Linked DNA regions of Homo sapiens: region 1 is linked to region 2. A link is a loop called in an ENCODE intact Hi-C map of the cell type or tissue named here. Cell type or tissue: heart left ventricle. All regions are shown on one strand. Links, peaks and the distances in the headings refer to the core of each region. The heading gives the core; the rest is flanking DNA.

Region 1 (16,914 bases), core at 5,330-7,829, 90 kb before region 2:
TTGTTGAGCTATTTTAAAACTGTAAATAGAAAGGAAAGGAAGAGAGAGACTTCAGTCCCAGGCCAAAAACTATTAGCACAGCTGAAATCAATCACTGTCTTTCTTGTTCCATAGGAATTACTACTCAAGGGACCTTCAGAAAGGGTCAAGGAAAGCTATTTTTCTTCCCACGACTTGGAAATACATCTTCTTTCCTATGATGAAAGGGATGTGGTGTGTGTGTATATATATGTATTTTTTTTTTCAGAATTCTATCGTATCTATTTTATTTTATATATATATATATATATATGTATCCCTCATTCTTACTCCTCATTTCATTCACTTATTTTAGCATCTTCCAATAATTCATCTTTCTAATTGATAAAAAGTAAAAGATGGTAGAAGTCACTCTATTCCATTAAAATTATTGCCACACTGCTTGAGCAAGATTATATGTCTCCAGAATTGAACTGAGGACTTCCTGAGTAGAGTGATTCTATTTTTTAAAAAGCTTTCATAGTACCTGGCACATCAAGGCCTTCAATAAGTCTTATTAGAGTAACGAATGGACATATGAATTGATGAGAATACTTTAAAACATTACATAATTGTTAAAGAGATTTCTGAAAGTCATAGAAAATCTATTCTTTTGAGTGGTTTTAAAGATTTAAAATTGATTTCCCAATAAATGGATGGTTCAAAATACTCAGATAAATTCACAGGACTGTTGTGAGTAATCAAAAAGGTAACAATTAATAAAAATGAACAATAAGCAACAGAAATAAATAATTTTTAAGTAATAAATGTTTTAATATAGGTTAACAAAGTATTTCTCTGTGAAAGACACTAGATGCTCAATAAATGAACTACACTTTAAAAAAATGTTTTCCAAGATCTTCTCAACAAACAAGCCATGATATACCAACTATAAAGGACAGATAATCTGCTGACCAATTCCATCAAGCAAATCACATCCACATCAGTCAAAGTAGGCCATAATGGGGGCACCAAAAATCTCACGTGGGGAGATTAATCACACTTTATGGGAGGCTTTTGTGTATAAAGGTTAATTTGAGGTCGTCTTTTCTGAAGGGACATCACAGTAGCTTCACAGTTATATGACTAATGAGTTTTGCTTTTATTCCTCTGTCCAGTTACTTCTTTAACATGACTATATCTAGTCTTAACTGTCCTCAATTCATCAACTCTGGGGCCCTTAAACACGGTTGAAATTATCTTTGTAAACAAATGCAAAAAATATTTATGAACATGTTCTTTCGCCTTTCTTCAAAGGCATTAAAAACCCTTACGGTGCAGACTAGTACTAGATCTCTAAGACAAAAACGCAAAGGAATCACGTGAAAGATAATATTTAATTAAAATTTCAGTTTTGTTTAGGACACCAAAGGATTCCAAAACCTTAAGCTAATTCACCCTCAATCAGTGATTTAGTCATTCTTATATAAATAGTTGTAGACAGATGAGAATAAAAATGATTCTATTTTTGCTAAATTTGCTTGAAATTTTTGCAGAGAAATCCCAAGTTGTTCATTTATGTCCTTTTGAATACTCCTTACCATAAATTTTCTTGCATTTTATTTTCTTATTAGGCAATGGGCATGCAGAGCACAATACTTGGGCATTATTGGACTGATAAGAATCTGTAAAACATTTTCTTTCCTTGATGAAATCTGCAATTTGCCTATAGCCTGATTTCCTTAAGGCTTTTGCCTATTGACTCATCTTTGACAACCAGCCAAAAGGAATTTCAAGACAAACACAAAGTGAAGAGTCACAGTCAGCTTTTTCTACACTCTTGGGAAAGCCTTTCTCGGTACAAAGTTATTCTTGATTTCATTTAGCTAAAAATCCCAGCTAAAATCCATAGAAAAATGTATGGAATGGGAAATTTGGGGGTTTGGGGTTATAAATTTTTTGAAACCCATTACATCTTCCTAAGGCTGTAATTTCTGTTAGAACCTATCCTTTCTGTACTTCCTTCTCCCTCCCACTGGATTCCAAGAGTCTTCTTTCTTTCCTACTTCTCAAAAAACAAACTATGGAAGTCAGGCCACTTACCTGGAAGATCCTTCTGAACAGAAAACATGTTTAATTTTAATTTTAACTTTTTTTTTTTTGATACTGGGTCTTGCTCTGTCACCTAGGCTGGAGTGCAGTGGCACACTCACAGCTCACTGCAGCCTTGATCTCCTGGGCTCAAGTGATCTTCCCACCTCAGCCTCCCTAGTAGCTGGGACTACAGGGTTACACCACCACAACCAGCTAATTTTTATATTTTTTGTAGAGACAGGATTACCCAGCCATGTTGCCCAGGATGGTCACGAACTCCTGGGCTCAAGTGATCCATCTGCCTCGGCCTCCCAAAGTGCTGGAACTAAAACAATGAGCTGCCATGCCCATCCTGACATGGTCTTAAAAAAGATTTAAAATATTTTTTAAACCTTTATCTCCTCTAGAGTCCCTAAGGAATAGGAGATCCTTAAAACATATTTATTGGCTATCTGACTGCATTCCTAATTAAAGGTCCATATCAGTGAGAAAATAAATGAATACATGAACATATTTATTGCTACAGATAATTTTCTACCTTGCCCTCTCTTATATTATTTCCAGTTATTTTAAGAAAACAGTCACAGTAATTAGCTATTTGCTTATTCTTCACTGTATTTTAAATTAAAAAAAATTCTTAACAGTATTTTAATTTATAACTTAATAATACTTGTTAATTTAAATGCCTTAAATTGACAACTAGGTAAAAAAAAAAGTTACCAAAACACTGGGGATTTTGTCTAGGTCCTGCTGCTCACCACACAGAAAACCAGTCACTGAGACAATGAGTATTGTCAGGGAAGAAGGCTTTAATTGGGTGCTGTGGCTGAGGAGATGGGAGGTCAGTCTCAAATCCATCTCCCTCACTGACTAAAATTAGAGGTTTATATAGCAGGGAAGACATGAAACCATGTGTGGGAAAATGGAAATTAGAGATGGACAAGGCAGAGAAATTGGTCAACAGGCAGCAGGGTGGTGCAGTCATGTTGGGTGAGGAGTCTGGCGTCTCTTTGTCTAGGTGCAGTGATCTGGTAAGTTTCAGCTCCATGGTATAATCTGGGAGGCCTGATAGCTGGTTTCCTGAGAAGGTAACTCAGGTAAGACAAATGTAACTCTCAAGTTGTAAGACTGGGAGGATTAATTTCTATGTTTACTCCAAGAAATTATAAACATCAGTTCTATGGAACAGTTGGTCTAGTTTCAAAACCTAGTGTGCTCTCATAAATATTTGAAACCAACATTGTTTTCTTTTTCTCTCTTTTTTCTCCTTTCCTTTGTGCTTTGGAAATATTATGCTGAAAGAAAACACAATTTATTTAAGTCGAGGAAGTAGTTTTCATAGAGAGTAGAGTACAGTTTCTTATGATTCTTCATCTGCTCCTATAAGGCTTTCAAGAAGGAACATCCAGAAATTGTAAGCCTTAAACAATTGAGCAATGCTTTATTTTGCTTTCTGTCTCATAGAAGGTCTACAGATTCAGTTATAATAAGAAGGAATTAAATCATAGGTAATTGATATGGTTTGGCTCTGTGTCCCCAATCAAATCTCATCTTGTAGCTCTCATAATCCCCACTTGTTGTGGGAGGGACCCAGTGGGAGATGATTGAATCATGGAGGCAGGTCTTTCCTATGCTACTCTTATGATGGTGATTGGGTCCCATGAGATCTGATGGTGGTTTTAAAAACAGGAGTTTCTCTGCACAAGCTCTCTCTTCACCTGTTGCCATCCATGTAAGATGTGACAGTCCTCCTTGCCTTCCACCATGATTGTGAGGCCTCCCCAGCCACATGGAACTGTAAGTTCAATAAACCTCTTTCTTTTGTAAATTGCCCAGTCTCAGGTATGTCTTTATCAGCACCATGAAAATGGACTAATATAGTAAATTGGCACCAGTAGAGTGGGGCATGGCTGAAAAGATATCCAAAAATGTGGAAGCAACTTCAGAACTGGGTAACAGGCAGTGGTTGGAACAGTTTGGAGGGCTCAGGAAAATGTGGGAAAATTTGGAACTTCCTAGAGACTTAGTGAATGGCTTTGACAAAAATGTTAATAGTGATATGAACAATAAGGTCCAGGCTGAGGTGGTCTCAGGTGGAGATGATGAACTTGTTTGGAACTGGAACAAAGGTGACTCTTGTTATGTCTTAGCAAAGAGACTGCTGACATTTTTTGCCTGCCCTAGGGATTTGTGGAACTTTCAACTTGAATGAGATGATTTAGAGAATCTGGTGGAAAAAATTTCTAAGCAGCACAGCATTCAAGAGGTGACTTGGGTGCTCTTAAAGGCATTCAGTTTCAAAAGGGAAACACAGCATAAAAGTTTGGAGAATTTGCTGCCTGACAGTGCAACAGAAAAGAAAATCCCATTTTCTGAGGAGAAATTCAAGCCAGCTGCAAAAATTTGCATAAGTAATGAGGAGCCAAATATTAATCCTTAAGACAATGGGGGAAATGTCTCTGCATTGTGTACAGCCTAGGGACTTGGTGCTCTGCATCCCAGCTGCTCCAGCCATGACTGAAAGGGGCCAATGTGGAGCTCGGGCTATGGCTTCAGAGGGTGCAAGCCTCAAGCCTTGGCAGCTTCCACATGGTGTTGAGCCTGCGAGTGCACAGAAGTCAAGAATTGAGGTTTGGGAACCTCTGCCTAGATTTCAGAAGAACCAAGAAAATACCTAAATGCCCAGGTAGAAGTTTGCTCTAGGGGTGGGGTCCTCATGGAGAATCTCTGCTAAGGCAGTGCAGAAGAGAAAGGTGGAGTGGGAGGCCCCACACAGAGTCCCTACTGGGGCACTGCCTAGTGGAGCTGTGAGAAGAGGGCCACTATCCTACTGACCCTAGAATGGTAGATCCACTGACAGCTTGCACCATGGGCCTGGAAAAGCCACAGACACTCAACATCAGCTTGTGAAGGCAGCTGGGAGGGCGGCTGTACCCTGCAAAGCCACAGAGCCAGAACTGTCCAAGACTTTGAGATCCTACCTCTTGCATTAGCGTGACCTGGATGTGAGACATGGAATCAAAGGAAATCATTTTGGAGCTTTAAGATTTGACTGCTCTGCTGGATTTCATACTTGCATGGGGCCTGTAGCCCTTTGTTTTGGCCAGTTTCTCCCATCTGGAATGGCTGTATTTACTCAATTTCTGTACCCCCATTGTATCTATCTAGGAAGTAACTAAGTTGCTTTTGATTTTACAGGCTCATAGGCGGAAGGGACTTGCCTTGTCTCATATGAAACTTTGGACTGTGGACTTTTGAGTTAACGCTGAAATGAGGTGAGACTTTGGAGGACTGTTGAGAAGGCATGATTGGCTTTGAAACGTGAAGATATGAGATTTGGGAGGGGCCAGAGATGAAATGATATGGTTTGGCTCTGTGTCCCCACCCAAATCTCATCTTGTAGCTCCCATAATTCCCAAGTGTTGTGGGAGGGACCCAGTGAGAGATGATTGAATCATAAGGGTGGGTCTTTCCCATGCTGTTCTTGTAATAGTGATTGGGTCTCATGAAATCTGATGTTTTTAAAAACGGGAGTTTCTCTGAACAGTCTCTCTCTTTGCCTGCCTCCATCCACGTAAGATATGACTTGGTCCTCCTTGCCTTCGGCAATGATTGTGTGGCCTCCCCAGCCACGTAGAACTGTAAGTCCAATAAACCTCTTTCTTTTGTAAATTTCCCAGTCTCAGGTATGTCTTTATCAGCACCGTGAAAATGGACTACTACAGTAAATACACTTGTCAGGGGTACCAATTTTAAAATATGAAACCTGGAGGATATAATGTTAAGTGAAATAAGCAAGGCACAAAAAGACAAATACCACATTATCTCACTCATATGTAGAATCTGAAAAAGTTGATGTCATATAAGCAAAGGGTAGAATGGTGTTACCAAGGGCTGGGGCAGTTGAGGAAAGGGGTCTGGGAAGATGTTGGTCAAAGGATATAAAAGTACAGTTAGATGGGAGGAATAAGTTCAAGAGCTCTATTGTACAATATAGTGATACTATTATGTATTACAATATGATTAGTAATATATAGAACTCTTGAAAAATGCTAAGAGAGTGGATAGGTGTTCTTACTACAAAATATATAACTATGTGAATGAATTCATATGTTAATTAGCTAGATTTAGTCATTTCACAATGTAAATACACCTTGAAACATGTTGTACATGATAAATACATACGATTTTATCTGACAATTTGTAAAAATTGACAAAAGTGATAAAAGAAATAAACAAAATAGAACTATAAGAACTATACTATAAGGAGAATGAACAAAATGGAAATAAAGATATTGTGAAGTAAGGTATTAAAATTAATGGTATAAATATCTGAGAAAAGCCTGGAAGTTTATGAAATATGTGGAAAAATAGAAGCTTGAAATTTTATGCCTAGGAGATATTTAGAGATTATGTAAAAGTACATATAAACATTTTTATGTCATGGATCAAAAATCTGGATATTTTTCTCAAATAAACCATCAAATTTAGGGCCAAGACAAAATTAGAATCCAGGTTTTCCTACTTCAAGTCTAGTGGAAGATCACTTTAAAAAGATCTTTCAGGCCATTAACATAAGCTCTCTGACTACAGAGATTTTGTAGTCACCTTCATTGTGGTATCTCTAGAGTCTAGAACTAGACCTGACCCCTGGATTCGGCACTCAACTAATGTTAGCGAGATACATGAATGGGCAATAAATACATTAATTCATTAAGACCTAATTTTTGAAGGGTTTGTGATAAAGCTCACATGTTAAATAATCAAGGTCCAGGTTATGAAAGCCCTATAATATGTGATGTTATTCTCTTTAAATACTTGTAAAATTTTAGTAACTAGATTGAAATATATGTTAACTATTGATATTTTAATGTTTGAGATATGAAAATGACAGTTTCTTGTTTCAACTTAAAAATCACTGATATAACTTTAACAACAAATAATTCTAAGAATGTGAAGACAATAATAATGCTATATCATTTTAGAAAAATAATCTATAAGCCATACTATTGATGTCTGATAATGGCCAAAGGGTTCTTTTATTTGATTAGGCTGGGTAGTTTAGCATATGAATCATCCTGAGAGCTTGTTAAAATAGAGATTTCTGAATCCCTACCAATTAAGATTCTGGCCTAGAAAATCAAGTCTAATTCCTTGGCCTGGCATTCAGGTCCCTTGTATCAGGTCTTGGCTTTCCTATCCAGCACCATCTCCTCACCAGCCTGCTCTGTCCCCTTCTCTCCCAATCATACATTTTTGCATTCTTAAATCTCTTAATTCTATCTGAAATGCCATACCAGTTTGTCAAATTAATAGACTTATAAGCCCTTTCTTCATAAATTTATTATTTATTTATTATCCATCTCCCCCACTAGCTAGTAAAACCCTCTGTAGCAGTACCATTGCACTGGCATTTACCAAGACCCTGGTACATTTTTCTGGTAAGTAGAATGTGACCAATAATTATTTGTAATATGCATAATTGAATGGCATTTGTCCACTTTGTTTAGTATAAAGCCAAGTAATATAAATATGAAATAGAAATACATATTCTATGCAGAGGAACTGCAGAGAGTATATTTGTTCTACAAGAATGAGGGGTAGTTTTAGGAAAGGTGTTATTGAATTGGTAACAAGTCAGGCTTGAGTTTGTGACTGAAGGCTAGGGATTTTGTCCAGAAGCAATTACTCACTAAGGTTCTTAGTTTTAGCTTTCTCTCATTCTTACTCTCAAATTGGTACATGTCATAAATATTTTTTTCATTAACTTCCCAACTATTAATGTTGGTAACTATCTACCCCTTATCATTGTACAAAAGCTCATTTTTATTTTCTTAAGTGGTAGTTCTGTCTGTTCACTTGTTCCTTTAACACAACTAGTTTACTGTGATGAGTCTTGTTCTCTTTCATAATGAATTCCTATTAGTTATCCATAATTATCCCAGAATCTGTGCTCAGTATAAGAGGGAGTTGTCTTTTGGAAGCATCCCAGAACCTTTGACTTGCAATTTATAACATTTACTTAGTGACACAAAAGAAAACAAACAAAAGGACATTTTTGAATAACCCCAGAAACTTTCCCCATTAATATCTAATTTTAGATTATATCAGTTCCTGCTATTGGAGGTCTTGGAGGCTGCCAGTTCACATAGTGTTTTCAAATTTACAGCACAAGGCAATGAGAACATATGGGACCAAAGTTCTGTTTTTCATATTCTCCATTTTAACCTTTCCCTTTGAAATTTAATCAACATGAAAGGAAATAAACACTTTTTGTCTTCCTTGTACAATGGGAGTGATATCCTCCTCCATTTCCCCAGTGATAGTCAGGTTCCAGATAGCTGCCTTTAATGGCAAAGTTTAAATCACATTGACTCCTATGAGCAATTTGGCAAGTATTTTTACCAAGCACAGGACAACTGCTAGAGCCAAATGGCTAAATACTTCTCTAAGGCTAATCATAGAATTCACAATTCAACTTTGGAGTAAAACAGCTGTGTCAAAGAACTATTTGACATTTCACCTGCAATGTAACCCAGAAGAAAAAATTAATTACACACAGAAGACTGAAATTCGTGGAGCATTGTTTAGATATCAAAAACTGGGATTTGCATTTCAGAATATTTTCTGAACAATTATGAGCATGTTAAATTGGAAAGGGAAGTCAACAGAGAATTGTAAGAAATCCACTAATTTTTCTGAGCTGTTTCTCCTGCTTCCTGGGAGATAAAGGACTTCTGAAAATCTACACGTCTCAAAAAGTTTACTCATTTCTTTGATTTGTTAAAAAAACCAAAAATCATTAAATATCTATTGTTCCATTCCGATTTTGTGTGAAATGGTATTGCCTAGATATTTACTCCCTAGAGTGTTTACACTTAAGGGCTCTACATTTTATTGACATCAAAATTAAAAACAAATGTTTTCATTCTTTAACCTTAGAGGGGAAAAACTATGCTAAATCTAAGAGAAGGAAGTTTTACCTTTCTATGATTCTATTCTTTTAGTGAGTAATGTCTTTTGAGTCTCTGTTTTTTTTTTCAAGGAAGACTTTATCAATTTACATCAATTCCTAGTTCAATAAGTCTTAAGGCAGATATAATTATTGTTTTCCTTAATTATTTGTTGAGATATTTTCATTCTATCCAAATGTTTTGTCAGTCGTCACATTCTCTTTCCAAATAATTTCAGCAATTAGATTATTGCATCATTTAAGAAACTTTTCTTCCCTATATAATGTAAAATACAGAGACATTATTTTAAGTAGCAATTGTTCTTATTTATTGAGACCACTTGTGTATAAGGTACCATGCTAAGAACTTTGGATACGCTATCCTCAACTCAGTGTTTTCTCATGTAAAAAGGGGATAATAGAGGTGTTTACCTCACTATTTTGTTGTGTGAAATAAAGCATTTTGAACAATACTGACCATATAGTGATTTCTATGCATTAAATATTACTTAAAATTATACATCAATATATTACTTAATAGAATTGTCCTATGAGGTAGGTAATTCTTAACATTTAAATATTGAGGAAATTGAAGCTAAGCAGTTTAAGTAATTTGCTCAATTTTACAAAGTAAGTAGAGGAGCCAAAATTAGAATTCATGTCTCTCTAACTCCAAAGCCCAAGTTTGTAATCTGCATCTCCTTTTGCTTCAGTATTCTCCACCCCACATACCTTCTCCCGGCATATGCACAACATGAATGTGAGGAAGACACTACACCTCCACACATGAAGCACTTGTCTGAATTATGCTCCACACATGGGATGTTTCATTCCATTTTGTGTTAGTGGATGCTACTCCTCTTTTCAAGTCTCACTTCTGTTTCAGGTTTGTTGCTTTCTGACTCTCCTGCTCCATTCTCCTTCCCATTGTGTCTTTCATCTGCAAGCTTAGAGGAAGAAGGATACTCTTTTAAAGTAAAGCCATCCAGTCTCTCCTAGTGAAAACCAGAAAGTTTTCCCTCTACAACTTCATAGGCATGGCACAGTGCTTGCTTCATGTAGTCTCAAAACCCCTTCTTAATTTAGTTTGCAATTTTAAGAGAGGTTAGGAATATCTCAAATGGCTCTTAAAAGATTTATATCTTTTTAAGGCTTTCTTAAGCTACTGTGTAAATTTATATCGAAGAAAAGAGACACTAAAACATTTTTAGTGAATCTGGTGCTCAGAATCAAGCAACACATGATCACTATTGAGGAAGAAGGCCTCATTCCTCCACAGGACAGCTGGCAGAAAAGCATTTCATTTCACTGCTTGATGCATCACATAAACTTTATAAAAGTAAAACCAGGGCCGGGAGCAGGTGGCTCAAGCCTGTAATCCCAGCACTTTGGGAGGCCGAGGCGGGCGGATCACGAGGTCAGGAGATCGAGACCATCCTGGCTAACACGGTGAAACCTCGTCTCTACTAAAAATACAAAAAAAAAAAAAAAAAAAAAATTAGCCGGGCGTGGTGGCGGGCGCCTGGGAGGATGAGGCAGGAGAATGGCGTGAACCCGGGAGGCGGAGCTTGCAGTGAGCCGAGATCGCGCCACTGCACTCCAGCCTGGTTGACAGAGCAAGACTCGGTCTCAAAAAAAAAAGAGTAAAACCAGGCAGAAAGGTGTAATTTGTAGGCAAAACCCCACAAATCAGGGAGAGATTTTTTTGTAAAACCTCGTTTGAGTATTAATTTTCATCTTCGATGTTATAGAAATATTTGCTATCTAGGTCAAGAGAACTTTCTGCATCTTTAACGAACAGCTGAACAACTGTAAACATGTAATTACTGGGATAAAAATCAAGAGGAAAAGTCACTCTGCTACTTCCTGCCTTTCAATTAGGAATATAGAAAGACCTTCTGTTTATCTTCCTGTTCTCTTAGAATTAGCCTTCATCCCACTGGCCCAGAGATAACCTTTCCTGATAATAAGTTTTTCCAACAAGAATAATTCAGTAACAATTTCTCCTATAAGGACTGAGTTGCTATGAAATGGGGGCTACTGGTATTGACATTTCTCAAGATACTACTCTAAAATGCTTACTTTCAATAGTTTAATGCTTTAAATATGCTAAATAATCTATCAGGACATATAACTTATAGTTATAATGTATAAGACATCCAGAAATCAATATGGTTCCATAATATAGGAAGAGGTCTGTTTTTTACTGCTGTCACCAACTCTGGGTCACAAATCCCTGAATGATTTCATCATGTCAAGCTGACAGTGTGGCTAACTTGGGACTAATTCAAGGAGTCAATTATTTCTTCAGGGTGACTGAACACTTAGTTTGACATAAGCATTTTGTAGAACTTAGGAATAGTTTTCATGCAAACAAAAGTACAAAAATAAAGTTCTAATTCAACTTCCAAGTATTTCTCCCATGGTAACTTTTATTTATGAGACCAAATGTATTCTTAGATAGCTTAGTAATTCATCTAAACACTACTTTTCCTATGCATCCATGTCTCTTCTGTTCAGTCAATTTCCACAACTCCAATAAAAACCTTTTTATTTTGCTCAATTTACCAAATTTTATGACCTTCAATTCTCTGCATATGACTCAGAGTCCTATGACATGCACGTTTAAACATGTGATCTATGTGGCTTTGGAGTTTGAGGATATATAAATGTTGATTCCACTTGGCTGAAAACTCATATTCAAATCTCAGTAGATACTTTTTGGATAACAAAGTAATCTGCTAGGGAATAATGCTAATTGACAAATTTTTTTCAATTCTCTAGAAAATTATCAGTAATTTGTAAGAATTTTTCATTTTCCTTTCCAATTTTTTCACTTGTTTCTCATGTCGAAACATATTTTCTGATAGTGTTATATTTTTGCTTTTGCTGTTGACTAATTTTTTTGTTTGTTCGTTTGTTTTTGAGACGGAGTCCTGCTCTGTCGCCAGGCTGGAGCGCAGTGGCGCAATCTCGGCTCACTGCAACATTCGTCTCCCAGGTTCAAGTGATTCTCCTGCCTCAGCCTCCCGAGTAGCTGGGACTACAGGTGCCCCCCACCATGCCCGGCTAATTTTTTGTATTTTTAGTAGAGACGGGGTTTCACCATGTTGGCCAGGATGGTCTCGATCTCTTGACCTCATGTTCCACCCACCTCAGCCTCCCAAAGTGCTGGGATTACAGGCATGAGTCACCACACCTGGCCTGTTTACTGATGTTTTTATTTAGCTTCACTAATGCTTTTTTTTTTCTTTTCATTATTTTATTTTATTTCTATTTCAATAGCTTTAGGGGTTTTGTTTACATGGGTTAATTGTATAGTGGTGAAGTTTGAAATTTTAGTGCATCCCTTACCTAAATAGTATACATTGTACCCAATATATCATTTTGTATCCCTCATCCCGCTCCCCCTTTCCCCTCTTCTGAGTCTCCAATGTCCATTATACCACTTTGTATGCCTTTGTGTACTCATAGCTTAGCTCCCACTTATAAGTGAGAACATACAGTATTTAGTTTTCCATTCCTGAGTTACTTCACTTAGAATAATGACCTCCAGTCCCATTCAAGTTGCTGCAAAAGACATTATTTTATTTTTATTTTATGGCTAAATAGTATTCCACAATGTATATAAACCACATTGTCTTTATCCATTCATCAATTGATGGGCACTTAGGTTAGTTCCATATCTTTGCAGTTGTGAATTGTCCTGTGATAACATATGCATGCAGGTGTCTTTTTTATGTAATGAATTCTTTTCCATACCCAGTACTAGGATTGATGGACCAAATGGTAGATGATATGGTTTGGCTCTGTGTCCCCACACAGATCTCATCTCAAATTGTAATCCCCACATGTCAAGGGAGGGACCTGGTGGAGGTGATTGGATCATGGAGGGCGTGTTACTCCTTGCTGTTCTCCTGATAGTGAGTTCTCGCAAGATCTGGTGGTTTAAAAGTGTGGCACCTTCTTTCTCTCTCTCCTGTTGCTGTGTAAGATGTGCCTTGCTTCGCCTTCGCCTTCTGAAATGATTGTAAGTTTCCTGAGGGCTCCCCAGTTATGCAGAACTGTGAGTCCACTAAACCTCTTTCCTTTATAAATTACCCAGTCTCAGGTATTTCTTTACAGCAGTGTGAAAATGGACTAATACAGTAGATCTGTTTTTAGTTCTTTGAGAAATCTCCATACTGTTTTCCATAGAGATTGTACTAATTTACATTCGTAACAGCAGTGTATAAGCATTCCCTTTTGACCACACATAGGCCAATATCTACTGTTTTTTGACTTTTTAATGCGATTCTGGCTGTAGTAAGGTGATATCTCATATTGGTTTTAATGTGCATTTCCCTGATGTTTTGTAATGTCAAGTATTTTTTCATGTTTGTTGACCATTTGAAATTCTTCTTTTGAGAACTGTCTATTCATGTATTTGGCCACTTTTTAATGAGACTTTTTGCTTTTTTTCTTGCTAATTTGTTTGAGTTCCTTGTAAATGCTAGATATTGGTCCGTTGTCAGATGCATAGTTTAGAAATATTGTCTCCCATTGTGTGGGTTGTCTGTTTACTCTGATGATCATTTATTTTGTTGTGCAGAGGCTTTTTAGTTTGAGTAGGTCCCATTTATTTATTTATTTTTGGTTTTGTTGCATTTGCTTTTGAGGTCTCAGGCATAAATTCTTTGCCTAGTCTAATGTCCAGAAGCATTTTTTCTAGGTTTTCTTCTAGAATTTTTATGGTTTCAGGTATTAGATTTAAGTCTTTACTCCATCTTTATTTGATTTCTGTATTTGGTGAGAAATAGGAATCCAGTTTTGTTCTTCTACGTGTGGCTATCCAGTTTTCCCAGTACCTTTTATAGACTAGGATGTCCTTTCTCCCATTTAGGTTTCTGTATGCCTTGTTGAAGATCGGTTAGTTGTAAGTATTTGGCTTTATTTCTGTGTTTTCTATTCTGTTTCATTGATCTATGTCTCCACTTTTACACAAGTACTATGCTGTTTTGGTAATTATAGCCTTGTAGTATCATTTGAAGTCAGGTACTGTGATGCCTCCAGATTTGTTCTTTGTGCTTAGAATTGCTTTGGTTATTCAGGCTCTTTGTTGGTTCCATATTGATTTTAAGATTGTTTTATCTGATTGTGTGAAAAATGATGTCAGTATTTTGGTAGGAATTACACTGAATATGTAGATTGCTTTGGGTGGTATGATCATTTTTATGATATTGATTTTTCCAATCCATGAGCATGGGGTGCATTTCTATTGGTTTGTTTCATCTATGATTTTTTTCAGCTGTGTTTAGTAGCTCTCCTTATACAGGTTTATTACAACCTTGGTTAAGTATATTCCTAGGTATCTTTTGCAGCTATTGTTAAAATGATTGAGTTCTTGATTTGATTCTCAGCTTGGTCATTACTGGTGTCCACTGATTTTGTAACAATAGACTTTACAGAATTCATTTATCAAATCTAGGACTTTTTTGGAGGAGTCTTCAGCGTTTTCTAGGTATACAACCATATAATCAGTAAACAGAGACAGTTTAAGACTTCCTCTTTTCCAATTTGGATGCCTTTTATTTCTTTCTCTTGCCTGATTTTTCTGCCTAGGACTTCCAGTACCATGTTGAATAGAAGTGGTAAAAGTGGGCATCCTTGTCTTGTTTCAGTTATTAGGGGGAATGCTTTCAACTTTTCCCCATTCAGTGTGATGTTGGTTGTAGGTTTGTCATACATGGCTTTTATTATTTTTGAGGTATATAATTTGTATGGCTAGTTTTTTGAGGGTTTTTTAATCATAAAGGGATACTGGATTTCATCAAATGCTTTTTCTACATCCATGAAGTTTGTCATATAGATTTTCTTTTTAATTCTGCTTATGTGATGAATCACATATATTGATTTATGTATGTTGAAATATCCCTGCATCTCTGGGATGATAGCCACTTGGATCATGGTGATTCTTTTTGATGTGCTGTTGGATTCAGTTTGCTAGTATTTTGTTGAGGAGTTTTGCATCTATGTTCATCAGAGATATTTGTCTGTAGTTTTCTTTTTTTTGTTATGTCATTTCCTGGATTTGGTATCATGATGATACTGGCTTCATAGAATGAGTTAGGGAGGACTCCCTCTTTCTCAATCTTTTGGAATAGTTTCAATCGATTGGTATCAATTCTTCTTTGAATGTCTGCTAAAAATCAGCTGTGAATCAGGCCTTCTTTTTTTGGTAAGTGTTCTATCACTGATTGAATCTCACTGTTTGTAACTGATCTGTTCAGGATTTCTATTTCTCCCTGTATCAAACTAGGAGGGCCATATGTATCCAGGAATTTATTTATTTCCTCTAGATTTTCTAGTTTGTGTGCACAGAGGTGTTTATAGTATTTTCAAATGATTTTTTGTATTTCTGTGCTGTCAGTTGTAATGTCTCCTTTTTTTTTCTAATTGAGCTTATTTGAATCTTCTCTCTTCTTGGTTAATTTAGTTAATGATCTTTTAACTTTGTTTCCTCATCTTCAAAGAACCAACTCTTTGTTTCATTACCTTTGTATGTTTTTTCTTTCAATTTCATGAAGTTCTGCTCTGATCTTTGTTATTTCATTTCTTCTGCTAGCTTTAGATTTGGTTTCTTCTTGTTTCTCTAGTTCTTGAGGTGTGATATTAGTTGTCAATTTGTGATCTTTCAGACTTCTTGATGTAGGCATTTAGCACTCTAAACTTCTCTCTTAGCGCTGCTTTTGCTGTATCCCAGATGTTTTGATAATTTGTATCACTGTTATTCATTCAAATAATTTTTCAATTTCTATCTTGATTTCATTGTTAACCCAAAAATCATTTAAGAGCAGATTGTTTAATTTCCATGTATTTGTATAGCTTTGAGGATTCTTTCTGAAATTGATCTCTAGTTTTATTTCACTGTGGTCTGAGAAGACCCTTGATATGATTTTGATTTTTAAAAATGTATTGAGACTTGTTTTTGTGGCCTGTCATATGGTGTGTCCTGGAGAATGTTCTATGTGCTGATGAAACAAATGTAAACTCTTCAGTTATTGGGCAGAATGTTCTGTATATAACTGTTAGGTCCATTTGTTCTAGAGTGAAGTTTAAATCCAGTGTAGCTTTGTTGACTTTCTGCCTTGATGATCTGTCTAGTGATGTCAGTGGAGTGTTCAAGACCTCACTATTTTTTTTTATTTGACAAATTCCTTTTACATTTTATTTGAAAGAATGAAAGACCAGGAATAAACAAACTATTACTGAAGAATATCAAAGTAGAGAGATATGCCCACACAAATCAAGATCTCATAGAAAACAATAGTAATTAGGATAGTGGAGTCTTGACATAGTGATAAATAAGTCAAAAAAGAAAATAGAGAATCAATGTTTTTAATTTACTAAATTATGTCATGGTATATGTAACATTTGATAATTACTATTAAACATTGTGTTTTTGAGACTTACTCATGTTGATACATTTAGATGTAGTTAATGGATTTAATCTATATAGTATGCCATCTTGTGAACAGACCTTAATTTTTCCAGTCATCCCATGATGTTCCTTTAGGTTGGTCTCACTTTTCCACTTACACAATAGCTTGATGAACCTTCTTGTTCTTTATGCACAGACATGAAGTCATGTCAAAAATAATGTCTGTAGGTAAGATATATTTTTCTTCAAAATTATAAAGTAGTACTAAGGTGTTTTACAAAGGAATTACAGTAATTTGCATTCTGATGAGAGTTCATCTTAACTTATACCTTCACCAATTTTGTATTTTGAAGATTTTTCATTCTTGGCTGCTTCATGGAATAAACGTATATTTTATTTTTGCTTTAATTTTATTTATCGGGTTACAAATGCAATTGAGTATAACTATCAATTATTCAGAATCCCCCTTAGTGAATTACCTTATTGCTAC
Region 2 (16,914 bases), core at 5,004-7,503:
CACAAGGTAAAGTATTTTATCAAGTCCATTGTAACTGCTCCATAATGTGAAGCAAATTTTAAATGCTGCTACTTAAGTTTCAGGGCTAAAATGAAGTTTAATAGGTAAGTTAGACTTCTCTATTATTCAAAGTTTAAATGTGGAAATTCCAAAGTGAAGGTTTTACTCTACTGCTGATAAGTTTGCAATTTTTTTTTTTTTATTTCAAGAAGATAACCAGCTATCACAAAGACACATACAGGACAGTTGAAGGGTTTCAGTGTTTTAGAATGATTCTGAAGTTCTAAGATATTTGTCTTATGTATTATAGAATAGTAGTCTGCCACTTTTCATTATCTGAATTCTAATATTTTCTAGAATATACTCATGTAAACATGATATAAACAAAGTGATTTAAATAATTCATAACATTTCCAGAAAAACATTTCTGGAAGTTTTATATATATTTTATATATATACATAAATGATATAAATAATGTACAAAACACACATATTTGTATTTGTTTTTTACAAAGTATTGTATAATGCTTTGTTAAAACCAAAAATGCATTTAGTGTAAGATGTTCCCACTGTTAATTCTATAGATGCTTAGAAATCTTAAGAATATGTGTCAAGTTATTGCAAGGTATTCATTTGAGAAGTAGCACTCCAAACTAAACCTGTTGGTCTCTTGGAAGAGCTTCAGAAAACTGAAGCTTGTCCGAGAGCAAAACCTTCCCTTAAGGTTTTTGAGAACCAACCTGGAAAATGATGTTATGATTTCACTATAGGATTTGATAGATTGTTTTATATTCCTTTGAAATTATTAGCAGAAGCTGCTGTGCCACTCAAGTGCAGGGTTTGTGCCAAATAATTCTGTGAAGTCTCAGGGCAGAATGATCACTTCTCCATTTAAAAAAAAAAAAAAACAGAACAAGAATGGTATCACAGATGTATTATTTCCTGTGTTTCTTTTAAATTATTTTTGTATGCTTCTTAGAAACTTCACCCCACAAGCTTTAAAAAAATGTAATCAGGCATGCTTCTGTGTTCCTGGAAAACGTTTGTGTGTGTATACACATGCATATCTGCATATGTATTTCAGTCTTTTAGGAAGCTAATGCCCAAGTGTTCTGTATCTTTAAACTTGAGGTAACAGATGATCAGCTGGTGCAGATGTCAATATAATTTTTTAAAAGATAGATTTGCCAGCGTGGTTTAGTGTGTTTATTTATTAAATGGAACAAAAAATCATTTTATGTCATCCTTCATCTGATTTCTTTATATTTTTCTGTTTTAAGATATTCATCATGCTGATCAATTTTTTATGGTTTAAACAAAATAAGAAAAACCTAATATTTTAGCATTTTAAAACACATCATTATGGCCAAGCCTAGAGCCAATGCAAAGTTAAATTATTTCTCTGAACCTTCTCAAAATTATTTATTTTATTTTAAAGACTCCACTTTAGGGACCACCTTTTTAATCCAGGGCTATTATAATATTTCTCAGAACTAAAATTTGTGGTACCCTTAATGACAATGAATTTTTTCTTTCTGCCCGGTAAAAATTCAAAATTCATTAATTGCTATTTTTTTCTCAACGTTTAAAAAACTAGGTGCTCATCAACTAAATGCTTGTTTTGGCTATGAATTATTGATTTTTTTCCTGCTATTTCATCACACCATGCTTTGAGACCTAGTTATTCTTTTGCCTAAATGTTTCTGTTTTTTCCTCGAATAATTTCCTATCTACTCTATGAACACAGTTTACCTAACTATGCTGATCATGGCATTTCCTTATGTTTCTTACCATCATTTAAATGTTGACTAATTTTTTTTCCTACTTAGAGAATTGTTTTTGCAAGCTGTTCAAGTAAGAATTAGGTCTGCCAACATTTTTAGATGGCCTGTAAAATTTACATAATGATTTGGCCATGCCCACATGAGAACTACCTACATATACAGAAGTGCTCTCTTTAATCTGTTACAAGCATGACTTCTATTAAACCTATAGGTAAGATTATTTTCTACTTTTAATGCAGTATGTTTGTTTTTATCCTGACTTTTGATTCATTAGGCCATGTGGTTTAAGTCTAAACTAAGTTACTCTGATATTCGGAATTTCACCTTTAATAATTTTCTGGAAATTTTCTTTTAAAGGTGATATTAGAAATCTCCATTTCAGTCTCAGCATTTCACTAGCATTACATGATGCTCTTGTCTTTTGCAATTTAATATTCAAATTACATAGATATTTTTTATTACTGCATGTGAAGTCCTTCCTCAACTTATAAAGCAGTTAGAACATACTAATACTTTAATACTTCTATAAGTGACGAGCTGGCAACTGAAAAATGTTCATCTATTATACATATATAAGCATAAGTGTGTGTATGCCTAAATGTATGTATGTATACATTTCCATGATTAGTATTCCCTAAAGATTAAAGTGATAAAATAAATGTTGCCTGGTTTTACATTGGTAACTAATGTTATGAGATAGTTCATAGGTCAATAGAATGAAATTTTATGTTTTATTTAATCTAAAATAATTCTGTTGATTGCCACCTACATATGTTCACTGTTCATTTTCTATTGTGTCTAGACATTATTTTGCTCTTAATGTAATATCAGGTTAAAATTATTCAACTTGTGCAAAGATTTTGAGAAAAATATGTAAAATTAGATTTTGATCAAGGATAAATGTATCTTTTTTTTTCTTTGAAGAAAAGAGTATAGGCCCTTCAGTCAGTCAGTTTGGGTTCCAGCCCTTGTTCTGCCAAGTACTAGCTGTGTGAACTCAGCTAGTCATCTAAAGAGCCTAGTAAGGAGAGATGATTATTCAGCAAGGTAATACATGTGAAATACTTAGCTCCACACCTGGCAGGTAGTAAGCTCCTACTATGTGTTGACTATGTTATTGTATGATCATCTTCATTGTTCTTTGCTCTTCAAGTCTTTGTTCACCCATTCAATCTAGAATTACAATGCAAGTTATACTAAAATGCTTCTTTTCATTTGCTGAACTGTTAAAAAAAATCGCTTAGTTTTCTTTTAAATGGTATCTACTACTATAAGATATTCTTGTATCTGCATATAGCCTTACATTTTAAAGTTTAAATCTACTATCTGATCTTCAGCTTAAAGGTAGGTAGACTTTATAGGTTATCCCATTTAACAAGAAAGGACAACAGGAATACAATGATTATTACGTCTTGCCTAGTTCACAAATCCTATTGCTAATAAAGGAATCACACGGGCCATGTGATTCCTCTTCCAGAACTCTTGTTACCCATCTGTCATTTGCTTCTCAAATATGTTGCAATATTTGTTACTCAACTTACTGTACTCTTCCTCTTTTATTTCACAAGTGTTACATTCCATGAATCAGCTTGTCCAAAAGTACTGTTAAAAGGATTTTTTTTAACTATACAAATGCTAAAAGAAAGTTTATTTTTTTTTTAGTATGCTCAAAGTGGATAAAGGCTTTCAAAGCATGATACAATCCTCAAAAGGAAATGACTCAAAGTTTATGGAATAAAAATGTAAACATTTCTGTAAGTTACACATACAAACAGAAAAGTAAAAATTGTCAAATTAAAAAAAAATTGTCAAATGTCCAAAGACTATTTTCCTACTAATTATTAAGAAAGGGACAAAGCAATTTATGGAAAAAAAGGTGAAAAGGATATTGTTACAAATGTTTTAAAATAAAAATGGCTAATATACTTTAGAAAATTATAAAATTACTGGGGGAAGGTTAACACACACTTAACATTTGTTACTTCTGAGGAATACAATTGGGGATTGAGGCCTCTCATTGTACACTTTTCTATAATTTTCAATATTGCTTTCTCTCCATACTTAATACATTTTCTAAAATAAAATTGTGCGTGATAGCCAGTGATGGCCATGCAATTATTTGTTGTTGTTTTTGTTTTTTGAGACAGAGTCTCACTCTATTGCCCAGGCTGGAGTATAGTGGCACAATCTTAGCTCACTGCAAACCTCCGCCTCCCAGGTTCAAGCGATTTTCCTGTCTCAGCCTCCTGAGTAGTTGGGATTACAGGCATGCACCACCACACCTGGCTAATTTTTGTATTTTTAGTAGAGAGGAGGTTTCACCATGTTGGTCAAGCTACTCTCGAACTCCTGACCTCAAGTGATCCGCCCACCTCAGCCTCCCAAAGTGCTGGGATTACAGGTGTGAGCCACCAAGCCCAGCCACAATTATTTGTTAAACAAAAACTATGTCAGGCTCTGTGCTAAATCCTTCATATTATCACTTTTAATCTTGACAGCAATTCTGTGAGGGAGATATTTCTACCATGTTTAAGAGAGGTAAAGTAGTTAGCAATAAGTCATACACTTAGGAAGTGATGAATTCCAAATTCAGACTCGGATTCCATTCATTTTCCTAGCAGATGTTCTTAATCTGAATCAAACCATTACATATCCATGGTATGAAGAAGCAGCATAATAGTCTCTCATTTCCACTCATTCTCACTACTTGTAAAGCATTATGATGGTTATAATAGTCTTGTGTGTGTCTGTTTATTCAACTTATTACCAACTATGAGCTTATTCTGTACTATAGGGGTTCAGTGGTGAATTAAACAGACAAGCATCCCCCTCCTCAAAAACGCAACATTCTAGCAAGTGCAAAGGCAGGTGCAAAGTTCAGTGGTGAATTAAACAGACAAGCATCCCCCTCTGCAAAAACCCAACATTCTAGCAGGTGCAAAGACAGGGCAAAAACAAAAGTCAATTGGCAGAATTTCTTCGATGGTGATAAGTGACCTGTGGAAAATAAAGCAGAGAACGGAGAGGGGAGGAGGCTTGTAGGAAGTGGGGGTGATGAAATGGGGAGTGTTGAGTGCCTAGAAATTTTCAGGCTCCTGTCAAGTATTGTACACTACTCATCTCTTAGCTCTTATTATTACTCTTTTATTTAGTTTTCTCTATTCTTTGATTATGAAAATGAGAGCAATGAATGTTAATTAACTTGATTATGGCAATCATTTTACAGTGTATACACATGTCAAAATGATTCATACCTTGATAAATCTGGAAAAAGAAGAACAAGCAGTTAACTTCCAATTACAAGTCAATATAACTAGGGCCCGGTAGCCTGAGGATTTAAACTTACATCCTTCCAATTTCTAACCCTATGTGATCTCTTGCAAAAAAAAAAAAAAAAGAATTTCCAAAGAATTGTCTAAACTGACTGAAGTAGATTGAAAATTATATCCTGTCATTCTAATAAATTAATCCAGTGTTATAGTGGATTTACATAAAGCAAGGTATATGCTCACATAAAACACATCCCTTCAAAATATGGTGGGTGCATAGTCTTTAAAAAAATGAAAACCCCAACACTCTTTACTTTAAAATGGGTACAGCATTTTGCTATGTTATTGTTTAAGGTCTATATTTTTCTAAAAATCCACAGTTGCAGATTTGACTCAGCTGTGTGCTTTCAGATCTTGTATGCTAAGCTACTCAGGAACTGTTGTCTATGGGATTGAACACTTAACAGCTGTCTCTGGGAATGTAAATTTGATTCTTTGGACTGCTCATGGGACTCTGTGACATTTTCCTCTCCAGTGACAGCAGATTTGAATGGCATTAGGCTACTGATTAAATAATACCCAAGTAAGTTTAATGTCAACTTAGGCATCTATTTTGCATGTATTTTTTCTGAAATAATCTTTCTCTAATTGCGATCATATTTTCATTATACTTTAGTCTTTTAATATCTTTAAAATATGCTCTTTTAAACAGGTCTTATCTGAACCCTTTCGTTGGTAATCTTTTTCTGAATTGTCATATTAGAGTGTGAGTGTGTGAGAATTAAGGTTGAGAAATAAATTAGCTTAAATACAAAACAGCTATCTACAAAATAGATATTCTTAACCAAAATAATATGTCTTTATACTACCATTTTATATCGTGCCACCAAGATAAAAGGTCGCAGTTATTTAAGGGAATTACCTTCTTAAGTTTCATGAAATCACTGTGAGTTATTCTTTTCTAACTGAAAGCATAAATTATAAAGAGATTGCACATGGTCATTTCTACTTTATCCTAATTAAGTGGTCTGAGATTTGAAAAAAAAGTAATAGACTTACAATATTTTTATGACTTATTTTTTAAATAAATATGTCAGTAAAAACTTCCCTGGGGAAAAAAAATTCTTGAGGAGAAAAGAGTGTTTGGGGTTTTTTTTTTCAGTTGTATGGCACTGCTTGCAAATGAAAGGATTCGTTGTGTGCCTCACATGCCCAAAAAGGACAGCACGAGCATTCTAACTTAAGGACTGGTTTAAATATGACCTAATGAACTAAATATATTTCTGTCTGGTATTCTTAGGTTACTTTACTTCTAAGGTTGTTTGAATGCATTTATCCAGCTCTCCTATCAAATACATGCCAGGTTAACCCTGTGAAGGTTTTCCTGTATGATTCTGAGAATTTCTTTATAAGAACAGGGTCTTGATAGTGAAGGTTCTTTCCCCAAAGTGCAAGGCCTTCTATTTTGATTCAATATCAACATAATGCTTTTTTTTTTTTTGAAAGTGACTTAAGTACTAAAGATTATCCTCAATAGTAATTCTACTTAGACATATTTTGGTTGAAGAAATTTAAAGAGTTTATTTTTTGTAGGAGCACTGTGCTGTGATCATGAAATTTTTGCAAAACTAACAGAAAATGATAAACAGTTAAGAACTTCCAGCTAGAACAATAGGCTGTTTCCTTTTTTTAAGTCAGTTTGTCATCCTTGCTGATTGACAGTCTCCAATTGTTTTCAGAATTATTAGTCTCACAGTATTTCAGAATTACGCTGTATAAAAAAGTACATTAAATTTAAACTTAATAAAATAAGTTTCGCAAGCTCAGTCAAGACAGGGAAGTGAGAATATGATTATTCTTCCAAATTTACTATTTCCACCAGCGGTCTCAGTTCAGCATCTGAGAATATGTTAGGGGAAACTCAGCAAGTCAGTTCCTTTTGTTTTTCTGGCCTCTGACTTACTTGGATGGGAAATAGCCAAAAAAAAAAAAAATGCTGAATATCTCAGATATAGGTAATGGGTCTTCACCAGAACATAAAAATAGACCCTTATTAGCCATATCAGTAATGTGCTGTGTGGGGGATTTTTTTTTTCTTTCAATTCCTCTGGCAACAAACCACACACTGGGATCTGACACTGTAGAGTGCTTTCTCTTCTCTTTTTTTGGGGGGGGGAGGGGGTGTGGTTGCATATTTAAACTCTCACGCATTTATGTACTGAGGACTGCAGTGTAGGACTTTCCTGCAGAATACCATTTGATCCTATTAAGAATTGTCCAAATGTTGGAGCATTTGATTGAAAAATCCTTCTTAGCCATTTTAAAGGTAAGTTGTATGATTTTTCTTTAAATAAAAAAGATTAAGGGATTTTTCCCATCACCCAGATGACGGGAGGTGACACTACTGTATAAATACTCCTAAGAAGTTATATAGGAGGACAGGAAAAAAGGTAGTAACTGTTTTCTTAGTCACTAGGCTTTATCTAAAAATCAGGTTTGCATTATTTTCAAGTTATCAACCTTCCTATATTTTATGCTTAAACCATACCCAATGGCATTTCATGTCGTATGTATAAGTTAATATTTAAAGTGATTTATAATCCAATTTGGATTATTATAAAACTTTCATTTTATACTTAGGCTATTTATACATGATGTTTAAATGATGAAGATCATTATACTGCAGACCAATATAATGAGGTTAGATGTTATAAATGACTTACAGCTCTTATGTCAACATGTTGTCTAATATGCAATTATTAACTATTACTTTACAGAGTCATTAGCTTGTTTAATTTTCAATCTGAATTGCACAACTTTTGGTATACCTGACTTGCTCTACATGATCAAATGCAATGTGTATTTTGGATATGTGCTTTTTAAGTTCTTTTCTGTAATGAACAAAGATATTGTCATTGTTACTGGGAATAGCAAAGTATATTACTTTTAAATAATCTGAAATTTAATTAGTGTAAATTAGTAGAATAAAAATAAAGTTAATTTTTTTTCGATTCAGGAAGCTTATTACAAATAGTACTGAATTATTAGATGATGATGCCAAGTTGAAGTAAAGGAGAAATCAATTTGGAGGAATTAAGTAAAAGCCTCAAATTAATTATACATTAACTAAAATTATAAATAACTGTAAATGGCATAAATTCTCTAGAGTACATCCCAGTTTCTGAAATCATCAAGTAGCATATTGAAACCTGTTTTGTAAAGATTTGCATGTACTTTTTAGTCTTTTTCTGTGTGGTTTGAAGTCAGTAATGTGTGTTGAAGCTAAAAAATATTGCTTTAAATATTGGTTCACAAGGAAGCCAAAATGAAATATTTAAAAATGTTTGTTATATAGAAAGTCCAGTGGTCCTTTGGAATTTACAAGAAAATAAGAACTAAAGTAGAAATCATTTAATTTCCCAGACTCATTAGTGAACCAGAACAATAAACCAAACAGAGAACCATCAGATAATGGGTTAGCCTGGGAAGAATATTAATTACAACTGGAGGTACTTGCACAGAGTGTACTGAATTTGGAATTTACCTTGGAAGTTATAGTTGCCACCCTATTTTTTTAAGGAATTTTTTTAACCTTGTTTACTTTAACACATTTGAACCCTGCATGTGTGTGTATTTCCTGTGTGTTTCCTGAAAAGGAAAGTTTAAGATAATTCTGTAACTATCAGATACTTAATTCTGTAAGTATCCTTGCATCTAATCAGAAGATGTTTTTGTTCACTGGCCCAAGATGTGTCTGAAACTTGCAAGTAGCATTGTTCTAAACTAGTAGCTGTCTTTCCATTTGCATATTTTAATTCCATACATATATGATCACATTTCATTATAATCTAACTATTTTGCAAATACTCATTTCTACTTTTGTAAAATATACACATTTATTAGATTTTTAAAACACTTGGCCAATATGAAATAACACTTTACTGTTATGGTTTGAAATGATACTTCATAGTAATATTTCAAAATAACAATAACATTTTCTACAATATAAATATATATTATTTTACTTCATTTAATACTTGCAACCTTATTTGATGTAAGTAAACTCATTTTAGAGAAAACTGTATCACAGACAAACTTCAATACTAACACCCAGAACTGAATCTACATTTCTTGGCTTCAAGGTCCAGCATTTTTGGCATTACAAACTTTATAGTGTCTGTTTATAGTAGAATTTGGGGTGTGGAAAAAAGACATTAGCATTCTTGTCTAAGGTTCAAAAATTAAGAATGGGTCTAGATAATACTCTTTAAGTCAGTATGAACTTAAGGGAATAATTTCAAACCTACAGTAATCCCTGGTTCATAAGTCTTTAAAAGACGGGACTTGTTTCTAGAAGGATCCCAAGTATAATATATAAAGTCCAATGTATTTATTGCATTAGTTTTTAAAGACTACCATCAAAACAAGTTACAAATTGCAATATTTGAGAAGTATGTAATTATTTTATATTACAGATGTCTATCAAGTTTTTTCCTATTTTACATTTTTACCATCATATATTCTGATAGGATAGAAATGGACATGAGATAATTTCAGTAAGATAAGATTCTGGAGATCTCATAGTCCAGTTATTTGAAAATTACTTGTGGAGCCCATGGGTTCTTTGGAGATGACTCAGAGCCCAAGTGAAGCGTGACTGGGAAAGGGAAGAGGCACAGTTTCTGCTCCTTTCTTTTACCAAATAACTCTTCTTTGAACTATCTTTTATATTGGTATTGTGCATAAAATTTACCTTGAAAGGAGAATTCTATCTCTAAACATGATTTTATAAAGAATGACCTAATGACCTTATGTTGATGAAACATAATCATAGTTAAATGATTGTTTTACACCCATTTCTACTACCTTGAATTTGAATCTACATTTTTACTCATGTATAGGGAACTGTGTCTTTATAAACATACATAGTTATGATAATGTGAAAAAAGTAATTTTAAAAACTAACTTCTATACTCATGCAAACCGTTGAATGAATTCCCCCAAGTCCTCCAAAAACTAGATTTTATGGACAGATGCTGTATTTTTTAGGTAAGGAAAACTCTCTGTATCAAGAGAATGGAAAACAAGAGTGTGGTCTGGTTTTCTATCCTAAGAAAAAGTGGGAGGAAGGCTTATAGATAGAAAAAAAAGAAATTTTAGCAATCTACTGATCAGTAAGAAAATGTCATTTAGGTCTGGCAAGTGTCTATGGTACAAGTACCCTGGAAATCTAAAACTTTTCAAATTTCATAGTTTACATCCCAGCAGATGTTACTTCAGGGCCATGCCTTTTCTGGGTGGAGTTTCCAAGGGAACACAGCTTTATAAACACAAGGGATTAATTATAGATGCTCTGGGGACTTGCTCTAATGTTCTAAACTGTTTACTGAAGAGGCTTCTTATATCTCAGTCTAATGCAGGCTTTGCAAAAAGCTTAGTCTCTGTTTCTACTGGGTTCCCAATATAGTGGGAGGGTATTTTGCTTAAAAGTTCATTACAGAAACACTGTTGACCTGATAACCAAAAAAAAAAAAAAGTTATATTTTTCCTCCCTCTTTCAAAGATGACCCAACGGAATAGGGTCCACTCATGAATTCTACAAAAGGAATAGGATTTATAATCTATAAACTGGACAGAAGGCAACTGAGCTGCCTATAGAATCAAGAAAGGCATGTAATTAGTTGCCTATTAAAACACGTCTTCTTATTTTCCCTTTCTTCTTTATACAAGTCTCAATTAGTTTTCTGTATCTTGGCTTTCTAAATTTAAGTATTTTAAGCAGGAAGTAAATTATTACCGATACAGTATCAATATCTTGTCTGTTTCTTATAAAGGACAAGTAACAATTAGTAAAGAATAAAATTTAATCTACAATTAGCAAATGAAATTAATTACCTATTTTCATATATAAGGAGTTGTGTTATTAAGAAAACTGAGTAAGCATAACCCAAATTTTTTTATGCTTTAGACAGCTAAATTTGGTGGAATGGTGGAGACAAACTACATTCTTTCTCTGAAGATAAATATAGGTGGAAAAGCTGTGTGACTACATGTGCTATTTAACATGAACTTTTCTCTTTTGTATTTGGTGCACGTCTTACGTAGTATGGGTGGTTCTCCTTTGCCTCAGGTGAATAAAACTAATTATAATTTTGTCATATGCAGCTTAAGGATAGAGTATGATTATAATAACAATACTTCATTACTCATGGTGTCAAGGCACCGAGTGATAATAAATGAACCCAACTAGTGTCACGTATTTTGCCTATTCTTAGGAAAAAGGTAGAAACTTAAAGTAATAAGAGGCAATCAATCAGTTGAAAATTTGAACAAATAGACAAGTTCAGTTTGTCTAGCTCTTTTTTCAAAATATCAGCACATGGATTGAAGTTTTGTTAGATTAATACTTGTAATTTTGCTTGTATATCATCCTGACCAATGTTAGATTGAGAACTGTCTAACCATAGAATTCAACAGAATAAATTACTTGATACTTCTGTTTTCTAATGTATGTGACTCTACAGCAGTGGGATGTGTACACTATCTCACTTCAGTTTTAAGTTCAAAGCAGACAGAGCTAGGCAGTACCCAGGCCTGTCCATTGCTCAACATATCTAGGCTCAGAGTCCATAGAAGTTATACTAATCAGTTTTCAGGTCTAGAGAGGGAGCCATTGGAGCGCATGCACTACTCCCTGGTTTCTTCAGTGGTTACTGTTGGAACTCTTTACCCCTTGCAGAAACTCTTCTCTGTAGTGCATGGAGCTACTTGATTGAATAAAGAAGAATGATTTGGGAAAAGGCCAGATAGATTCACAACTAGGTTGTGGCATAGAATCTGGAGAAGGGCTAATATATGCACATATACCTATTCTAACAGCAATAGAGTTATAATTTTAAATCATTTTGTATCACATTTGTCAGAGTTGCAAATGACATTAATATTGAATGAGTAATTTTTAGTGAAGTTTATGTGGAACATAAAATAACTTTTCCAGAGAGATAACTTAATCCTTGAGTTATACATGTTTTAAATAGATTTTCATACTATATTAACAAAACTGGAATGTGACACTGGGGGTTTCCTGCTGCATTTTTTATGTGGGCTCATAAAGCTGTGGGTTTCTACAGAGGTTCTCCTAGAGCTTCCTAACAGTGAGGATAAAGAGTGTCAGGCAGGAACAGGAAGACAAAGTTAAGAAACAGAGTCTCTGGGTTTCTTAACTGCTGTGGAATCAGTCATTTTACCTAATGCACTTCCACGTAAGAATTGAAAAACCAGTTCAGCCGCTTAAATTAAAAAATGCTGATCTCATTTTATCATCTCATTTTACGCATGAGGAAATTGAGGTGTAGAGAGATTATGTGGCTTGTCTGCTTTCATTTAGCAAGACAGTGACAAATCAGTCTTTGGTTTAATCTTGTCCCTTCATCTCAATTGAACCAGCTGGGATCGCTATATTTTAATTGCTTCGTTAAGTATAACTTGCAGAAAATATTTGGGGATGGTCTATGAAATGGGCATTCAATAAAATATTATGTACCTAATAAACTACCCTAAATCTCATTATCAGTTCACAACATACAGAACACCAGCATGACATTCTCTAGTTGGCGATTACTGTGGTTGCTTAAAAGATGGTTTCAAGAAAAGTTTCAAGTGCTTTACAATTATGCATTGCAAAGGAAATTCTATTTGACAATATCCAGTCCTGATTACCAGCATTAAATTACTCATTCCATTGCATTAGGACAGCCATGGACAAAGCCATATGAGGTAGCATGGTATACGATTTCCAAGGGCAGGGAAAGCTATTGTTACCACTCCACCCTGAACAATTAATAAAAAGCCAGCCCTACTTGCTCAGTGAGACAGAAAATTCCACAGGAAAAACAAATCACTTGTTTAGACTTATGTGCATTCCCTTTACATTGGAGAAAAATGACACTAAAGAACTAGTCAGTCTTCTTAATCACCAAGACCTTGATGTAAATGAAGTTTATTGCATCCTATGGTTTATACTGGAAAGTATCCTATGTATAAGGGAATAGGCAAAGGGGAATCCCAAAGGTTAAGGGAACATATGTAAATAATAAAATTGCCAAGAAAAATATTTGTAACATTTATTCCTACATTTTGGGGGAAAATATCATTTTCTTATTCTTTTCTTAGCTCTACAGGTAATATTTTTGAAAAACTATATGATTACTAAAGTGGAAGTAAATACTAATAAAATCATAAGAGTGGTACCTCTGTTGCAAGACAGCTGTGGAGGGAAAACCTGAAATTATAACAAACCACAATTATTAATACACTTACAACATTAACAACAATATTCTATGTGCCCTTTTTTGACTGTAGCCTTCATTCCGTTGGCACATATGTTTTCTTTGGCCATGAGCATTTCAAAGTAGAGAATAATTGTTTATAAACTATAAAGCGCATTCTGACTATAAATGACACGCCAACCCCATTATTGACAAAATGTCATTGCAACAACAAAGAAGTTCAAATAAATGTGTTTTCAAATACTAGTTAGAATTAACTCTGATTATTACAGTAGGATCCACTCATTTCACAAACTGTATTCTTTCTTCCAATCTTTTTTTTTTTTTTTGAGATGGAGTTTCACTCTTGTTGCCCAGGCTGGAGTGCAATGGCATGATCTCGGCTCACCGCAACCTCCGCCTCCTGGGTTCAAGCGATTCTCCTGCCTCAGCCTCCGGAGTAGCTGGGATTACAAGCATGTGCCACCAAGCCCGGCTAACTTTGTATGTTTAGTAGAGATGGGGTTTCTCTGTGTTGGTCGGGCTGGTCTCAAACTCCCAACCTCAGGTGATCCACCCGCCTCAGCCTTCCAAAGTGCTAGGATGACAGGTGTGAGCCACCACGCCCGGCTCTCCCAATCTTTATATAATAATCACATACTATGGCTGGGCATGGTGGCTCACGCCTGTCATCCCAGCACTTTGGGAGGCTGAGGTGGGTGGATCACGAGGTCAGGAGTTCGAGACCAGCCTGACCAACATGGTGAAACCCCATCTCTACTGAAAATACAAAAATTAACCAGGCATGGTGGCGTGCACCTGTAATCCCAGCTACACAGGAGGCTGAGTCAGGAGAATTGCTTGAACCCAGGAGGCAGAGGTTGCAGTGAGCCGAGATCGTGCCACTGCACTCCAGCCTGGGTGACAGAGAAAGACTCCGTCTCAAAAAATAATAATAATCACATACTTTATGAAGACACCAAACATTAGATTGACAAATATATACTAACACAAACTACCTAATTTTAACAGAATTAGCATGAATCAACTGCAAATGACAAACTATATTGTAGTTGAATGTGTAGGGAAAAAATTCTTCAGTAAGAGAGCAATGCCATGGTTGAAACAAGACATCCTCTACATTTTATATTTGCTTCAAATTCTTTATACCTGTAGTCTATCCAAAGTCATCAATAAAACTGAAAGTAAGATACTCTTATTTTAAAAATTCCATGTTTTAAACAGTTTTTAGGACAAGCCATTCAGGCCTGAACTCAGTATTCATGAAAATTAGACTTTCTTTTAACAGTTATTTTAAGTATGGTGATATTAGAGAGTGTCCCAGTATAAAATTTCTGAGAATTTTTTTCTATTTACCCATGCTTTTCTTATTTTCACAGATAGCTTTCCAATGATTAGACGAATTGATTCTTTCTGTGACTCATCAGTTCATTTCCTGTAAAATTCATGTCTTGCTGTTGATTTGTGAATAAGGTATCGTAAATAAAACATCTGTTACCATACTTGCTTATCATTTAATGGAAAACACATCAGTCAACCCACATTCTGTTCGCAGGAGAGCTCCAGAAGGGGTGTGGAAGGTTGTGTTGGGTGGAGAAACCAGATAGTGAGGATGCAACTAAGTTGCTGAGACAAGGGAAGAGAGATGAGGGTGAGAGTTCTCCTTAGATAAGATTTCAATATGTTAATCATGTGTAGAAAGAAAATTAAAAAGGAGGAATATGAAGAAATTCAGATATGACATTATTAGTTCTGCCACTGGTAGGCATTAGAAGCAAGAAAAGGGAGACGGACCGAGGAAGCCACTTTGGTGAAACAAAAAGAAAAGCATTTGTTTATTTAGAACGGGCAAAATGATACGTTTCAGTGGGTGTTTTCTTTGTACTTTGATCTTTTTGTACTGATATTTAAGCTTCTGTTTTATGATCTCTTTCTAATGATAGAACCAGAGCTTGTAGAAACCACTTTAATCATATCCAGGAGTTTGCAAGAAACAGGTGCTTAACACTAATTCACCTCCTGAACAAGAAAAATGGGCTGTGACCGGAACTGTGGGCTCATCGCTGGGGCTGTCATTGGTGCTGTCCTGGCTGTGTTTGGAGGTATTCTAATGCCAGTTGGAGACCTGCTTATCCAGAAGACAATTAAAAAGGTACAAGTAGTCCAAAGAATATGCCTTCTCATTTTGATTGATTCTAACTTCTCTTTTTTTGCTTTGTATTTACCTGCTTTATATTTCATGGTAACTGCTAATTTTGTATCTTTGACATAAAGGTAATTATGAACCACTGCAACTCTATATGATGCGACTTTATGTGAAATGTTATAAGTATAATGTATATTTAACATGACTCCATTGCTGTCTTAAATATAAATACCAAATTCTATTAAAAGCTGTCTACAGGTATGCATGTTAGTAGAAATAATTGTTTTAAGTTATGTCCAAAGAGCATGTTGGCATGCTTTTGAGTAGGAAATAAGTGAGTATATTTTGTAAAAGCACATTTATAAAAGAAGTTGCACTTTAGTTAATACTGAGAAAAGTAAAACTGTGTGTGTGTGTGTGTGTGTGTGTAATGTGTTTAATATTGAAACATAAATCCTTATTAAATTGTAGGTAAACTTGTTTGGTAATACACTGTTTAGTAATCCACTATTTTTATATATGTGTAATAATCTCATCTCATAAATATTTTCTATTTGTGAAGCTTCATATTGGAATCTTAGAAAATACTTTCAGAAATATGCAGAACATGTCTTAGTATAAAACAAATTGACTGTAGTGTGAAAAAACAGAATGATTGAATAGATGGGCTTTGCACAACAACCTAGAATTCATCTCCCACCCTAGCTTATTCGAATTAGCTACACACTCACTCATCAGAAACGTTGATTGATAGGGGGAAGAAGAGAATAAAGGGAAGCAGTTCTGCTGAAGTTCTAAATCAGGGATGGCAAATTCAAATGGCTGCAGGAGTTTGGATACAGGGGTTAAACAAAATTTAAGGTGCCAAGAACAAGATAAAATGAAGAACAGGAACTGCTGTGAACTAGACTGTGTGTTTACTGCCTGAAGGCATAAATGTTCATTTTATTAAACATAATACTGGCCAAATAAAACGAGTTCTGCCTTCAACTCTCTACCTGGTTAGGATGGCAATGACCTAGACAAAGGGTTAGTAAGCATAGTGCACGATGGAGAACAGGAGGAATTGAATTTTTATTAAATTTTTATTGCTATATTGTTAGTATTTTTAATATTTTTGATCCACAGTTGGTTGAATCTGCAGATGTGGAACCCATGAATACAGAGGGCTGACTGTATTGTGTTTATTGCTAACATATTGCAGAACTTCAGCCTCATGCATTTAACTGAAAAAACATATGTAAATTAGTATCCCCTGCCTTGGAATTCTTAGTTTTCTTGATAGTATTTTTAATACAGGCCAATGGAAACAGACAGGTAATAGTGAGGTGTGGGGCTTATCTAATAGTGGGATGGAGTGGCCATTGATCTGACATCCTTCCTACTCATAAACTATGTTCTCACCCAGATCTTATGCAGAGAAAGTA

Evidence for each region. Hi-C counts contacts between places; a loop is a spot of excess contacts. Peaks named below come from ENCODE experiments on the same cell type or tissue, not always from the same donor. Only the 100,000 strongest peaks of a DNase experiment are listed, where the experiment ranks them.
Region 1: it touches region 2 in a loop (3-fold over the local background); 5 of 110 quality-filtered maps call a loop at or near these places.

What each region holds. Positions count from the first base shown.
Region 1 is chr7:80,540,941-80,557,854 of GRCh38, forward strand. LOC124901685 (a long non-coding RNA gene) reads left to right here. Exons shown (of 3, transcript XR_007060402.1): 2 at 5,251-5,327; 3 at 5,600-5,727. Among named protein-coding and RNA genes, the nearest start is that of GNAT3, 37 kb to the left of the region's middle. In heart left ventricle, for the core only: no CTCF peak of the experiment used is centred there; no DNase peak of the experiment used is centred there; H3K27ac peaks cover 679 bases.
Region 2 is chr7:80,631,368-80,648,281 of GRCh38, forward strand. CD36 (CD36 molecule (CD36 blood group)) reads left to right here and starts at 7,275. Exons shown (of 15, transcript NM_001001548.3): 1 at 7,275-7,379; 2 at 14,721-14,814; 3 at 15,285-15,493. The coding sequence starts at 15,374. In heart left ventricle, for the core only: no CTCF peak of the experiment used is centred there; no DNase peak of the experiment used is centred there; H3K4me3 peaks cover 1,893 bases; H3K27ac peaks cover 2,350 bases.